2 separate regions of the Mus musculus genome follow, and region 1 is linked to region 2. Evidence: chromatin loops called from intact Hi-C (ENCODE). Cell type or tissue: left cerebral cortex. All regions are shown on one strand.

Evidence for each region. Peaks named below come from ENCODE experiments on the same cell type or tissue, not always from the same donor. Only the 100,000 strongest peaks of a DNase experiment are listed, where the experiment ranks them.
Region 1: a loop joins it to region 2, with 3 times the contacts of the local background. A loop is called at or near these places in 13 of 42 quality-filtered maps.

The regions. Positions count from the first base shown.
Region 1 is chr12:56,522,828-56,530,827 of GRCm38, reverse strand. It overlaps Sfta3-ps (surfactant associated 3, pseudogene), which reads left to right and starts at 1,408. Exons shown (of 7, transcript NR_045082.1): 1 at 1,408-2,020. In left cerebral cortex, no CTCF peak of the experiment used is centred here; no DNase peak of the experiment used is centred here.
Region 2 is chr12:56,686,221-56,694,220 of GRCm38, reverse strand. It overlaps Gm15524 (a long non-coding RNA gene), which reads left to right. Exons shown (of 3, transcript XR_003950120.1): 1 at 1-1,662; 2 at 2,498-2,616; 3 at 4,247-8,000. It also overlaps a transcript of Pax9 not described here. Among named protein-coding and RNA genes, the nearest start is that of Gm15524, 4.5 kb to the left of the region's middle. In left cerebral cortex, CTCF peaks have their summits at 4,296 (motif pointing left) and 7,677; a DNase peak (open chromatin) is centred at 5,877.

The DNA of each region.
Region 1 (8,000 bases), 160 kb after region 2:
AACCTCCCATCTCTCCTCTTTCCATCATCTTCTATCACATTCTGTTTTCAGTTTTTCTCCACTGTATCTATCCCCCAGAATCTTGGGTTTGGTTTGGTTTTGTTGTTGGGTTTTGTTTTGTTTTTGTTTTGTTTTTTTAAACGCATGGACTTAAATCTGACAGTCTTTTCACTGATGACCAGGGAATTTCTACCTTGTCGTGCCTTAGTAATGGGAGCTGGTTTCTCTTCCTGAGAAAACCAGTCCTGCCTTTTGGGATATGGCTTCTCATAGCTTGAAGGTACTCTGATATTCTGAAAGGACAGTTGGTTGACTCTCCTGAGAGCCTACAGGGTATGTGTGGGGTTCCTCTTAGCAGACCTCACATTTTGGGGGGAAAAAATGAAACCAGGAAAGCATAATTATTTCTGTTCGTACAAGGAGTGCAGGCTGTTCTTGCTCAGGAGAGGCAGGTGTTGGCAGCTGCTGTTCAACTCCTAAGTGAGGGTTGAGTTTAGCCCTACCAGTTCCACTGGCCAGCACAAGCCCAGACAGGGACAGGGCCTAGCCTGCTCTAGACACAAGCTGCCCTTGCTCTCTGCATTGTAAAAGAGTAACAATATGAGGGTAATGTAGCACTCTGTCTTATCTTCCTTGGGTTAGTTGGAGTTCCTAGCAAATACATTCTTCCCCAGCCGGTTTAGCTTGAAGTCTGTTTACTTGTCCCTGAGATAGGTGAACTCAGAGGGCCCTGGCAATGAGACCCAACAAACTGGGCTTTGGTCCTCTCTTGTCATCATTCACTCTGATTCTCCCAGCTCCTACCTAGGGAACGTGTGTCAGCTACAGAAGCAATCTTAGGATGTTGACTGGGGCGTGTCTCTTTAGGAAACTAGGAGCTGGGTTTAAGGTGAGCTGGATTCAAGGTTTAAGTCCCCACAGTTTGGAGACACCTACCAGCACACAATCTGCAAACTGATCGGCATCTAGAAGAGGTCTTCTCTTATTTAAGGCTTTCAAAAACTCAGGCTCAGGTCGGTTCTGACCTCCCAGGAAAAGAAATAAACATTCTGGAGATGCCCTGGCACTGAGCTGGTGGAAGATGGGCAAGCTTTCCCAGTGAGCCGATAGAACAAATGTCCTAGAAACTGCCCCCTGACAAGTATCCCACCCAACCCAGGCCGCGATGGCTCAGGCAGTGGGGGGATTTTGCAGACAGCATCCTCCTCTTTGCTCCTCTCCCCCACCCCACCCAACCCTGCCGTGTAAACACGAGGACTTTCTCGAGAGCCCTGGAGAGCCGCTCTAGTGGCTTCGGGGCCTGAAACCCCAGGCTTGGCTTGTTTGATGTTTAGCATCCCAAAGCGGCTCCCCACCCCCGCCCCAGCCTGGGAACCCCGAGCTCTGGGGCCGAAGAGAAGGGGAAGCAGTTCTCTCAGCTGGAGGGCGGTGGATTGGCTGGGCTTAGAGAAGTGGCGAAAGCTACAGGACAGAGGCGCCCTGAGTGGGAGAGAAAGGGATCCCGGGATGGTGCGGCCATCCACTAGGATAGAGCTGGGGTCCTAAAGGCCAAGAGGCAGACGAGGAAAGAAATGTCACAGTTTGTGGGAATACACTGGAGATAGGGCCTAGCCAGGTGGAGATAGCTTGGAGCCCGCGAAAACAAGGTAAGCGGTGTCTGGGTCCAGTTAGCGAGACCGGCGTTCACGTCTGCGGGGCTATCAGGGCCTCGAGGAGACAGCGCTCCGTGCCACTGCTTAGTGCTTGGCCTTTCGTAGGGATGGACTTGCTTGAGAGTCTTCCAAGAGATTTTTAAGTGATCTGGACTGGGAGCTCCATTGGCGATGTTTGGATCTGGTTTTGATTTTGAAAGCCCAGGAAGATTCGCAGACTTTCGAGGCCGCACACTCTTCGGGCTGCCCGGAATCTGGGCAGCGATGAGGACTGAGAAGCTGTCTCAAGACCTGAGTCTCTTCTCAGGCGATCCCAGATAAGAGGAAGGAGAGAGAGGTTTTCTGACTTCCAACTCATTAGGGACCAGGTAAGGTCAATGCTTTCTCTATTATGTCTTTATCTTAAAAGCCGGCCAATTTAAGATGGGGGGTGGGGGGAGAGGGATACAGAATCTGTGTGAACCATGCTGATATAGGCTAAATGGCTACTGCCTGATGAGCTAAAGTCAACCAGGCAGGTGTTCAGTTTTTATAAGCAAGGAGTTGAAGACGAATCGGCTAGCATAGTTTCTCCTCCTTCGCATCCCTCCCCAGTTATTAGAGCGAAGCCGGGCGAGCAGACGGTTTTATTAGTTGGGAAGTCCTTTGGGAAATGTGAATCTGAGATAACATGATCCTTCCGCTATTTAGAAGCTTGTTTCAAACGAAAAGACATGGCCTAAGGGTATTGGAAGGGATGGAGGTGGTGTTTTCCTTGCTCAGCTTGTTCCCAGATGCCTGGAGCCACCTTCATCGGTCCTTGCTACTTTACTGGTTGTGTGTGCTTCACTGTACCATTGTGTCTCTGGGGCTTCAGCTCACCTTCAGTGGCACCCAGTTTGGGATCCTGCCTCAACAAAAAGTTTTCTGGTGTCTCTTCAAGTGGGTGGCTTTTGGAAGGTGTGGCCTCTCTGCAGTTACCCTCTCAGCATCCCAAGGAATTGGTATGGGTGAAAGTAAAGTATGTATTTTATTGAAGGGCTGAGTCAAGGGCGGCATGAACCCTCACCTCCACCCCACACATTTGCATTTCTGAACTTTCTTTAATGATGATGTCTTAAAGGAATGGAAGAAGAGCTAGGTCAGCGAGACAGCACAAGGCTTGCCACATCTGAAACCACAGCTGAAGTGGTGGCTGCATTTCTTCTTGATAGTGACCTAATGCCAACTTGGAGAGTATCTAGGTGCACCCCTGGTCTCTGTCCTCATTTGATAAGTTCCCATTTTATTTCTGCTTCCTAGACATTTATCCCCTTTATTGTTATGGCTTCTTGCATAATTTTGGATAACATTTTCCTATTTTAATGTCTTTTTGGTTGGGGGTAGGAGTTTCCAATGTAAGTTTATTGCTGCTGTGTCGTGCCTGAAAGATAAATAAAAACAGAAACAAAAACATTGTCAGTGTTAGGACTTGGTAAATGACTCCTTTCCCCCGATTGGAAACATCTGTTTCTACCTACTCCGTATGTAGGTATAAATGTGATGTAGGTATAAATGTGAAAAGTGGATGTTTTTATTTATGTGTGTATGATTTTACATGCCTATTCAAAAGATTTTCTAAAAATGAAACTCAAATACAGAACTGAATGTTACAGAACATATTAGTTAGATAGACGAAAATTGAATGTATCTATTACCTCAAGACACCAGATGAAGCCTAGTTTCCCTTAAAGAGAAACAAAAATTCCTTATTTTGGCCCATTTTCAGCTGGGATGTTTATTTCTTGTCATGTGAAACTCTAGAAGACTGCTTTGTGCTCAGAGATGTTAACATCATTCATTAGCAAGGTGCCTGAGACATATCTGTGCACAAGACATCTTACTGGACTGGCAATGTCTAGTCATAGATGAGTTGGTAAGAATACTTCCACTTAGCAAGGAAAATCGAAACAAGAAACATTTCTGCATTCTATTGATATCAAAGGGTCACTTTGTGTGGGTCTAAACATAGTCGTGGAAATAAGAGCGCCTGTCTGCCTTACTGTTGGTGAAGAGTGAACAAGGCAAACCCTGCCCATCATGTCCTTCCGTGTTCTAGAAAATCTTGTCTTTGCTAGTTAGCACTCAGTTATCAGGAGCAGAGGTTGTTGATGGAGTGTCTCACTTCTAGGACATTGGGTGATTGCTGTTAAAATTTATTTCCAAACTGTGAGAAATTATCCTGCATATAATGGGAAGAAAGCCTTGAGTCCCCCCACACACAACCCCCACCCTGCCACTTACTGTGCCTGAAATGATTCTGTGAGAAATCACCCAGAAATACCACCTTCTTTCAATTCCCACTTCTCAAAGATGTTGCTTGAGGTTTCCAAAGTGCTAGAGACACAGGCTTATTTGATCTGCATGCTACTGATTTACCTCATCTCCCACATACACCGCATACATACCGTGAACACTGGGATGTAAACCTGAGAATTGCCTTAACAATCCTCTGAGCTAGCCGCCTGTTATGCCCTAACTCAAGATACCCAGACAATATTTACTGAGCTGACTATCCTGTCTAGGCCAGAAAGTTGTTAGAGCCCCCATAGATCTTTCCCGGAGAACCAGGTTTCTAAATAGGCTTGCAGAGGCAGGCTACTTCAGAGGATTAATTGTCTCTCCAGACCTGGCCACTCCTTGGTGCCTCAAGGTCTGCAGGCCTGTGTAGGGGAAGACAGGAGGTGGGAGGGCAGAAGACTGGCAGCTTATTTCATCTCATGACTTTGCTGGGGGGAAAAATGCAACCCTGAGTCAAAAGCATGCAGGCATCCCTGCCTCTGGCTAGCCAGCCAGAAGTTGTAGCTAGTTAGCACTAGCATCACCCAGCATCATTACTTGGCCATTCATTTACTGCTTCCTGGCTACAATGATGAGGCTAGGAAGGGTTCAGTCAGTTTTGAAAATGCTGCACTAAACCATACCCACATTTGATAGAACGGGTAAAGCTTGGACAACCATAGAGTCAGTGTATCTGCTTCATACTGACATCAAATAGAAGGAAAAAAAATCCATTGGAAATACTTAACAACAAGACGCTCACTCTTCCATAGCCTATCATGCAGCATGAGATGGGGATAAAGAGAAAACATTTGATATCTGTGGTGTTATCCAACCACCTTAATACTGACCTTCCTGGAGGAAACCTTTCTAGCAAGGACAACGCCACAGCAACACAAAATTAATTTTTAAAAAATTTTGCCACTCAGATTCTATGGGTTGTGTGACTCTGAAAGTTGGGAGCCTACTGATAATGTAGTTTTTTTTTTTTTTTTGTTTTTTTTGTTTGTTTGTTTGTTTGGGTTTTCTTCTTCTTCTTCCTGGAAAAGCCAGGAAAGAGCAGAGAGAACTGGGAAAAAAGCTAAGGGGAGAGGTGAGAAGATCTGTGCCTGGGTAAAGTGTGTGCTTCTGTCCCTAGTCGTGACATCTGAGAGGTGCTAGATTCAGTGAGTGGACCCAAGTGTTGTGGTGAAGTGGATCAAGGCTGGGTAGGGGGTGTGTGGTTTAAGGGTTAATGATGGTGGAGCTGGTCTGGGGGTAGCTGGGAGGAGCTGCGGGTATGGTGTGTGAGCTCTGGGCCATAACACAATGGTAACGTAATTATCAGGCTGAAATGTGTTCATGTGGGAAGCCGCCCCCACATTCGCCGTCACAAGATGGCGCTGACATCCTGTGTTCTAAGTTGGTAAACAAATAATCTGCGCATGAGCCAAGGGTATTTACGACTACTTGTACTCTGTTTTTCCCGTGAACGTCAGCTCGGCCATGGGCTGCAGCCAATCAGGGAGTGATGCGCCCTAGGCAATGGTTGTTCTCTTTAAAATAGAAGGGGTTTCGTTTTTCTCTCTCTCTTGCTTCCCTCTCTTGCTTCTTACACTCTGGCCCGATAAAGATATAAGCAATAAAGCTTTGCCGTAGAAGATTCTGGTTGTTGTGTTCTTCCTGGCCGGTCGTGAGAACGCGTCTAATAACATGTTCAAATGGCAAGAAGTTGCAAAACAGATAGGTCTTCCAGAGAAGAGGGTGTGCTGGTTACAGAGGCCTGCAGCCATCATCCTTTTTTTTTTTTTTTTCCAATCCATTTTAAACAAGAGGATCTAGTGAGTGATTCTGATTCAATACACATAATCAGTTTGCAAGTCTTATTTCCATTTGAAAACAGGGCCATTTGCAATCATAAGAGCCGGACACAGAGCGCATTAAGAGCAGATGATGGGCGACAGAATCCGTAGGCAAGGACTAAATATTTTTCTTCTAGTCTCAGACCTATGCATCTTTAGTTCCAGTGTATCACCTGTGAGGCTTGTGGGTTTCTAGTCCCGGTGTAACATGAACGAAATATTCCTGTTGGATATATGACTTAATTGCTTAAAAATCGGGATTCTGGAATCAGAAAGGGGGGGGGGGAATGGCCAGAAAGATTCCATGTTAATTGTGTTCCTCCTTGCTGCTTACCACTCGGTAATACCAGTGTTTTTAAAATGGTGTTGCCTCGGACTAAAGTTCACGAACTTGAACCATGCCGCCCTCTACTTTGCGTAGGATACCAACCCCAGACTTGAGGCAGAGGTGCAGAGCCTGGGAGAAAACCTGAGGGGGGACAACTCGGCGACCTTGCAATTCCACAGCTCAAGACACGGGGGCCCTCTGCGGTCTGATGGCTCCAAATTGGTTGTCAGGGTTTCATTGAAAAGTATGAGATCTTGAAATCTCAGAGCTGTTTTACGATGTTTCATTCAGAACCAAGACAAGCGGCTGGCAACAGTCTCCGGCTTTCTGCCCGCTCCCCTCTCCTTCCAAATCCTGCCCAAGGCTTCACCCGAAGCCGCTGCTGCAGCACCTAATCCACAGCCTCACTTCCCCCATTCGATTCCCAGTTCACCATCTGCCCCACCCAAGCGGGTCCAACCAGCTGTGAGTCTCGATTTTTGTTGCTCCAGTCTGACTCCACGATGATACCCCTTCTAAGCCTTTAGAAACCACATACGCACCCCTGGTGTGAACAAGAGTAGAAACTCCGATGAATTCTGAACCCCAGAATATATACATATTAATTCATTAGGTCGGGATACCGATCCAAGAGTTTAACTCGGAAGGATTGCAGCAGCAGCAGCAGCAAACAATAACAACAAAACTTTAAAAAAACAAAAAAAGCCAGGGGGGCGGGGCGGAGGTAGAAGGTCGGGTGGAGAGATAGCTCGGCGGTTAACAGCACCAGCTGTTCCTCCTGAGGACCCAGGTTCGATTCCCAGCACCTACATGGCAGCTCCGTGCCTGCCACCTAGTTTCATGGAAGCCAACTCTCACACACATAGTTGCAGGCGAAATACCAGTGCATATAAAATAAAAATAAACAAATCATTAAAACTTTACAAAAGAAAAATCCAACCCAAAAGTTACCACAGCAGTTTTGATGGGGCAGAAAAAGACAGTTCAGTGTTTTCTCGGGTGAAAATAACTAACTTTCTAGCAGTCTGAAACTCTAGTAATAGAATGTATCTCTTGTGTACCTCATTTTAGTTTCAAATGGAGGAGGATAAATGGTGAATCTCAGATCGGTGTTTCTTAAACAAGTGTAGTTTTAGAATTCTCTGTAAAGTGTGAAGGACTCAGGAGAACCAATAGACAGAGTAGTGATGGGGGAGGGTTTCAGTTTTGCTCAATTTTCTGGAAAACTATTCAAAATTCAGAAATGAAGACGATCCCAGTATTCTCTTTAACAGGCACCAAAGACCACACGAATCTAAAGACCCCACCACCCCCATAGCTCTTCCACCACCCCCAGAGCTCTCTATTTTTTTCTTCCCAGAACCTATGGATACAATTGTCTAGGGGCACAGTCCACTTTGGGAGGAGGGGGTGAGGGAGAAGTGAGACCTGCTCAGCAGGAAGGGTTCAGACTCTCCACTTCTGCAACCTGGGAGGACGGAGATCCTACAACTGGGAGGAGGTGAGTATGAAGCTGGTATCAGCAGAACCCAGACTAGTCTTTTCTATTCTGGGACAGAGTGGAGAGTGGGTTTGGCTGAGTAGTACATAGGAACATGATAACATAGAGCCACAGAGAACCAGAGCAGGCTCCTTGGGGCAGGAAGCTGCAGCCATGCAAGAGATTCACAAGCTCACAGCAAACAACAGCAACTCTAGAAGTGGAGGCTGATTTGTGCTTATCCCATTTGGGGGCCAAAGGTATCAGGATTAGGATTTCTAGGCCAAGTCTTTAGATGTAGGTAGACCTTGCGGGAGGAAAACTTGGCCTGCCTTCCCCCAGGAGTCCCAGGGACCACCTGCAGGCACAGATATCTTTATTCTTGTAGTTAGATGTGACTT
Region 2 (8,000 bases):
ACATAGCCCCCCCCCCCCTTTATTTGTTGGTTTCAGATGTTCAAAGTCATTTCAAGGCTCGACTTTGTGGTTTCATCCTTGTCTCCGCTCAATACTTGTATTGCGTAGTCAGGTGCTTTATAACAAGGAAAGCCAAGATTTCAGAAGCACCCCCAGCCCCATGCTATAGTATAAATTACTTGCAACTCAGAGACTGAGTGGAGATCAGAACTTCGCCTGAGACTTGCTCACAGAAGATACTGTGCTCTGCTCCGTGATGAGGAACCTTCATCCTCACGGGCAAGAAGTGTTCTCTGAGTGTGCTCTTTGCTCTACTTCCGTGCACCCACTGAGTATTTCACACCCTTCTGAACTGGTGTACAGAGATAGTGCCCCAGCCCGTGTGGACTAGCAAGATGTGGTGTCCTAATGAGAATCTAGCTACATCAACCCGGAGTGATCAAGAGACCTGTGTGTCTAGTTTGGGGTTTAGTACATAACATCTACTGCCGCCCCCTTTAGCTGTCGCACACCTCCCTTGCTCTTGCACAGGTCTACTGTTGGTCATCTATCGGTTTTTTTTTTTTCTTTCTATCTGTTGGACCTGGCTGTTGGTGATCTCCCTGGGCATGCGCGGACAGCATTTTACTGGGTCTCCTCAGTGTCCCTCAGGCTCTCCTACCAGAATATTCTTGGAGGCCCAGAATAAATCAACCTTGGGCACTTTGGGCCACTTTCAGCGCCCATGACCACCCGGTGCTTAGAGACCTTATAAACCGAAGATGCTGGAATAGAGGAGAGCCATGTCATCTCCAAGAAGGGGCCTGTGAGGAAACTCCCCTTCCCAAGCAAGGGCACACAGTGCCCTAGGGATCAAGTAGCCACAGATCCCAGGAGTCTTAGCAAAAACCAGGAGGGCGGAGATGTGTGAGGTGAGAGACAAGAAATGAAGGAGTGGGTAGAAGAGGGTAGGAGATGGAGAAGAGAGCCCTCCAGTGAGCCCTAGTGGACATAGAGATGCAGGACTTCAAGAAAGAGCAAGGGTCACTGAGGTCCAGGGCCCCTGGTTACTGAGATCTGGATCCAAGAGGTCATGGGGGAATCAGGAGAATTTTTACTGAAAGGAAAAATCTAAGACCAAAACCAAAACACAACCAGAAAGGCCTGCAGCTGGCTCGGGCCAGAAGGAAACCAAAAGCCTTTCTCTAAACTCCAAGGCCTCCTCTGGGGCGACCCCTTCTCTGGGTAAATATTTACTCAGTAGGAGACTGGAAGCTAGAGGACCAGAGGGTGTGAAGGAGGAGGTTACACCAGGATTCTACACACTTGGCACCGGGCAGCCCACTGTGGAAGCCAAGCCCAGAAATGCAGGGGCAGCTAGGCCCGCACAGTGCTGCGGAGTTTTATCTCCAGGGCTTCTCCTCCTCTGTTGAACTCAACCCTGCCTCCAACGACCCAGGCTCGATGCTTGTAAAGTCTTCATAAATCTGTCAGTGGTCCCAATGCCACGGGCCCGCCACTTGCAGTGCACCAAGTCCCTTTGGGCACGAGCGAGGTCTGAGGAGAGATGCGCAGGAAGTGGAATCTAGCTCTTCCCACGGCGGCTCACAGAGTATCCGGGCAGTCGCCGCCGCCATCGGAAGGCAGCACTCTAGGCTGTGTGTGAGCACTCACTTGATCTCGGTGAGTACTCAGCGTCTGTGTCCCTGGAGGTCGACTGCGACCGTGGAAGAGAAAGTAGGGGGAGGCGCGAGAATGGAAGGGTCTCTTTTTCTACTCGCGGTTGAGGTGAACACGGGAGTTAGAGCAGAGTATGTAGGCACCGAACTCTGCAACTTGTCCCCTGCTAGGAGCATACTGGGTCAAGCAAGGTCCAGGTCACTATGCCCTACCGAAGCTCCTTGGGAAGCAGCCAGTGTCCAGGACAGCTCCTGGACATGGATAAGAAAAAGAAAGAAGGAAAGAAAGAAAGAAAGAAAGAAAGAAAGAAAGAAAGAAAGAAAGAAAGAAAGAAAGAAAGAAAGAAAAGAAAGAAAGACACACAAAAACCAGTACTGTGAGTTCTTGCAGCTGTCTGGGGGAAGTTTTCAGGCAAAGGCTGGACCTCGAGTTGAGTTCCTCTACAGCACGCCTGTGTTAGGTGAGTGTGGCATTGCACTTGACTTTAAAAAAAAAGCAACTAGACTCATTCGGATCTGGCCTCCCAGTTAGGGCCCAGCCTTGCAGGGTCAGTGTTCAGCGCACCCAACTAAGCTCCCCAGAAAGTGTCAGGGCAACCGGCGCGCCCCGCAACCACAGCCAGGCCAGGTTCACCCAAGAAGGCTCGCCCAGCAACTCTATGTCCCAAGCGGCGGGTGGCTGCAGCTAGAAGAAACAAGCACTGGGGGCTGAGGACGGAGCCAGCTACAGGGATCTTCTGACAGGGAAGGATAGGGTAGCGCGAGAGGGGCGCTCACACTGACCTGTTGCCCTTGGCTCGCTGGCGACGACGACGCTGTGGACGAACCCGCGCAGCCAGAAGCTTCAGGGGACTTCAATTGGAGCCCACTGACTACCGAAGCGTTGCTTACTGGCTGTTCAGCCTTCCGCCAGATGGAGGAACCTCGCATACCGAGAAGGCTTCCTCCTCTGCGGCAGGTGAGGCTGCGGGAGGGTGGGCGAGAGCTGGGAAGACGTCCCCGGAGAGCAGGGGCTGGACGGTCGCGAGATGCCAGTGCTGGAGTCCAGCGAGCGCTTAGCCCGGCTCGCTCCTTCCCAGGCCAGGGGAGGGAGGGGCCTGTTGCGGCCTGAAACCCACTTTTCATTCTCCGCCTGCCTGTTTCCGATCAGCCGGGGTTGGTTTTTCTGTTTGCTCACTCCTTCTGTTACAATAAAAACAATCGACATTTCTTTTCAGTTTCCCCATATTAGCGTCACTCAGTAATTGTTCTCCACCTTCAGGCCCCCTCCCGCTTTGAAGGCGAGCGGGGTTGCCGGGGTTCTCATACTGTATCCGAGTCTATAAGCAAATCTTCCCTAAAGACTTTAAAGTAAAAATAAATAACGGCCCGGGAAATTGCCGTGACCCTAACATCACTTTCTGAACGCAAATTACACCCATTTTTCAGTTTTCAACAGTGGAATTGCTTTTAGAAGGATGGCTTTGAGCCTCCTATGGTATGATTGCGTTTGTTTATTAGAGAGAGAGAGACAGACAGAGACAGAGACAGAGACAGAGACAGACAGAGAGAGAGACAGAGATAGAGAGAGAATGAGAATGTATTTTTGTTCAAGGAGCAATACTCCTGGCTGAGGGACAGCAATTGCGAGCATGAATCAGGTCTCTACTGAGAGAAGGCGACTAGGAGGAGTTTGGGGGTCGGGGAAGGCCCCGTTGACCCTGTAATTGTCCAGAGGAGACCTCGCTTTTGCCAGGGTTGCAATTTTAGTAGTGAATGTATGATGGCGAGGAAGCTGGCCTTGGTCTTTCAATGAATGACCTTACGCTTCCACTCGACTTTGAGAGCTGCAGCTGGGGGGCGGGACGTGGGGAGAGGGGAAGCAAAACTGCGGGGCCCTTTAGTACAGTGGTTTGTGAGCTTCCCCATGGGCGTTTGTTGTGCTAGCTCAATGAGGCAGACTCCTGGAAAGACCCTATTAGCCTAAAGCTGCCTGGAAAAGATAAAGGAGAACCAGGCTGCGCCTCTAATTCTGATTTCAGGACAGCAATTGTGAAGGCCGGGAATTGAGTGCGGGTTACTGTGGTCAGGTTATGCTCTATGCAGGGTTATCGGACAGTCGGGGTCCGGGGCTGCTCACAGGCTACGGGATCGAAGAGCACTTACTAGGGCCAGTCGGCAGCCCTAGACTAGCCAAGCTTTGGATGGGCACGAACTGTTGACCTAGGGCTTTAGACACGATTTATGACATTTGAAGGTTCATTTATGGCATTTGAAGGTTCATTTATGGCATTTGAAGGTCAGCCCACAAGAAGCGGTCAGGTCAGTCACTAGCATATTCGTTGATGCGACGACCTAGGAGTAAATCATTGCACGTTCCCTCCGGACAGCTGGTGACAGGATGTTTTCTTTGCACGAGACACTGGACAGTGAGGTAGAATCTCTCTGTCCAGCGGTCTCTGTGCTCTCTCCCCTAATAGAGCTCAGAGTCCCGCGGTATTATCTCCGCTATTCCCCCGAAATAAAAGTAGCAGGCCGAGGTGGAGAGGCAGAAAGGGAGTTGTGGAAATTTTCTTCAGGTTTTTTTTTCCCCCTTTAATGTCTTTCAGACTTCAGCCAGAGTTCCCTTCACCCCGGCACCTCATCGCAGCGCCACCTACAGGCGCCGGATTGACTCCAGCTCCGACAAGTCTGGGAAGGGCGTTTGCAAATCGAAGGCTTCAATTCACCTTAACATTGTGCTGAATTCTAAGTCGCGCACCGCGCTTCGTCACGCGCCATCGCGTTAAACCCAAGCACCGATCTTTTCACGTTACTGGAAACACCTATCTCCCTCCCACACCCTACTTTGCAGGATCTTTCACCGCCCTGGGGTGGGGGTGGGGGGCACTCAGGGTCATGGATTTTCCTTCCTCTATGGGCTGGGAAAGCTAAAAACTGAAAAGAAGTTCCTCTAAAGGAAGGGAAGAGAATGGTGGGCTGGTTCTTTGCTGGCTCATCCCACTATTTAGTGAGAGGCCACGAAGTCAAACATGATAGCCTTCCAAAGTGGCAGTGGCCTTTACAACGATAAAACACGCGTGTAGATCAAATGTGAACACCTAAGACATTTAAAGAAGGCCGCATTACATATGAAACAAGAGGAAAGTGTGAAGCCCAGCTAGGCTCCCACTACCCTCGCTCTTTCCGGTTTCCCACTCTCCGGGAATAGCTCATTACTAAAGGCCCCAGAAAAGAAGAAGACTCCGCACTGCAGGTGTCTACAATGGGAGTAAACACTCCCTACCCCCTCCACATCTTAGGAAAGACAACCTCCCCTAAGCCAAACCCCAGAGCCTGTCAAAGAGGACCTGCTTCCTGGGACTCCTCACTATGGACAGAATGCCAGCTGAATAGGTCAGGGTTGACCAGAAGAGAGCCAGAAAGCGCGCTTGAATTCCAGCTGTTTGCTCTGACCCTCCCTAGGACTTGTGAGCCAGGGGCAAGAACGCAGAGTGCAGCCAGAAGGGGGACCACGCATCTTCCAACGGTGCCCAGCCTCATAGCAAAAAGAGGGCCAAGGCAGGACCAGAAGAAATTTTGTTCTGCGGCTCAATTTATTTTGCGACTGGCATGACCTGTCCACGGGATGACATGTTAACATGTCAACCAAAGCACAGAAAATATTCACTTTTCTGGGGATCTGTACTGGCATCTGTTGTGTGTTTCTCCGTGGGTCACCGGAGCACTATAGTGGGAACAAAATCGGGAGATGCCCTGAAACAATACAATTAGGACTGATTATTAGCACAGCTAGTGGGCCCGAGTGACCTGAAAGTGCCCGTGTTAGATAAAGTTAGCTGCTTTCTCTGCGGAGTCCCTGCTACCACCGCCTTCCTTTCCTGGAGATGCATGGAGAATCCATTTCAAGTCATCCCCTCCTTGCATTACCCTGAAGACAGCGTAGAGATGAACTATTTCATGTTTAAAACATAATGACAAAATGACTTTAGTGGGCTCTGGGAGACGTGGCAATCAAGTGAAGAGAAAGCGATTTTTCCTGGATTGGGAGACTTGCTTTGGCTGTGGACCACAGGCGAATTCCTTCTGTTGTCGCCCCTAAATGGGAGATGAGCGAAGTCACTTCCCAGTTGACTAGATTGAGGACATTTCAAACAGGTATTTTCAACTGAATTTCCAGTCCAGACTAGGATGTCTCAGCCCGCATTTTGGCATGGGTCAACGGAGCCCTGCAGGCTTCAAGCAGCTTAACAGCGGTCGACCCACCTGCATCGGTCTCCAGCCAGGTGCCAACAAGCAGTGCTTCTTCTTGCTGCCTGCCCTTGACTCTCATTGGAGATTGGACAGGAGCAGGTAGGACCTTCTATTGCAGATTATCTGCCCCAAGAAACTCCCTTCTGAGACCAGAGAAAACCTTTCCTTCTTACTTCTGCCAAAGCCTATCTAAAAAATTTCAGCCAAGCAGTCCCTGCTAAGGAGCCCACCTCCCCACTTTCTTGCTAGAGGCTCTGTGAGTGGCGTCTGAGCGAATGGGAGATGGTAAACCCATCCCTCTACTACTGAAAAAAACGGGATCTCTGGGGAAATCGCTGAGGAACACACACACCAAGCAGTTTTCAATAGAAAACCAAAGCTAGGGAAAACACACAAAACACCCCTCCACACATCTAATTCGTCTTTAATAAACTAAGATTATACACTACAGTATCATACAATTTCAGAGTAAACGAATTTCGACACCAGGTGCATTAGCTTTTAAGGTTCCCGGTTGAAGTGGATTGCGGACATTACATGATTTACCTTTCAATAACAAAATGCTGTAAGCTAGTGTGTATTAGCTCACATCTTTTTAGTCTCTTGCAGAGCTGAGGACTGAACCCAGGGCCTCATACATGCTGGGCAAGAACCCTTCTACTAAGAGCCCAGCTTGCCTAAATTCTATTTTAGTTGAAAACCAAACAATAATGTTGACTTTTGCTCTTTGCACAGACACAAAAATATTTTAACGAATATTATTTATATAATGAAACAATAAACACATCTAATAAGACTGCCTGTGCAGTTTTAAAGAGATACACAGATGTTTAAGAGCACATCTTAGTCAGGTAGCATATGACAAAACATTTAAATTTAAAAACCAAACCAACCAAACAAACAAACAAAAAACCAAAAAAAAAAAAAAAAAAACCCAAACAAACAAATGGAAAACTCTTAAGTGAGAAGGGTGGGCCCAGAACACAAAAAGTAAGAGAGAGATTTCTTGAGGGAGAGTTTAGGAAAATATCCGAGGGTGTTAAACAACAGGAACAATTCTCATAGTTCTTTACTTTTGGTACGAAGTCTTATTAAAGTCTGTCTTACAGGAGGTTTTGGGGTATTGAAGTGCTGTTGTTTGGATTCTGTTGCTTCTCTCTATCCAGCCTAGAAATAAAATGGTTGAGAGGGGGTAGGGTTGTGGTGGCTGGGGACCCAAAATTCTGAACCAGTGCCCTGCATATATTACAGCTGTGCCAGTATTGCCAATCTGGGCAGGCTCTCTGGGTAGATCTGGAGGGCTGGGGAAAGAAGGGTTCTATTTCCTGCAGGGTTGAGACAACAGCCCCAAGCAATAGGTAAAGGGTGAGCCACTATTTAGTGGGCTAGAAAGCCAAGGTCATAGCTACACAGGACTGTTTTAAAGCCCCCTAGCACCTTTTGCAGGACCAGAGGTGTGAATCTGATGTTCTGGCGAGCTGACAACACAAATTCCCTTAGCAGTTTTTATTTGCCAGAGTGATTCTAATCCAGTCCCTTTGGGATTTCCTTCTGCCACAACACATGGTTCTGTTCTTAGAGACACCCTTTCACTAGGGGGAGAAATAATGATCCCATTACTGGATGCTGGGGGTGGGAGGGAATCATTCATAATGTTGGTTTAAGGCAAAACAAAAAACAAAATAACAAAAACAAACAAACAAACAACCCTGAAAGTCAAAGAATAGAAAATTCAAGATTCTGTTGTTTGGGTTAAGTCCCCCTAGCTTCCTGACTGTGTAAAGCATGGGACATTTACAAGTCTTCCTAGCCAGGCTACTCTAACATCCAGGGCAGCTGCCACTGCCACTGTTGTTTAAAAGAAAAGGCATCCCAGCCTACCAGCCTGGGCAGATTCCTTTTGCAATGTAAATGTATCAGGCCAGCAGATTTCAGAGTTGCTAGATGAAAGTATCACATTGTATATATTGGGAAATAGGTTTAAAACTAAAGATAGCAAATGAGTTTATAATTCACATTTTAAACGTCCATTTAAAAACAACAACAACAGAGAGACAAACAGGTGGCCATTACTTACAGACAGCTCAGATACAGAATGTTCATCATTCA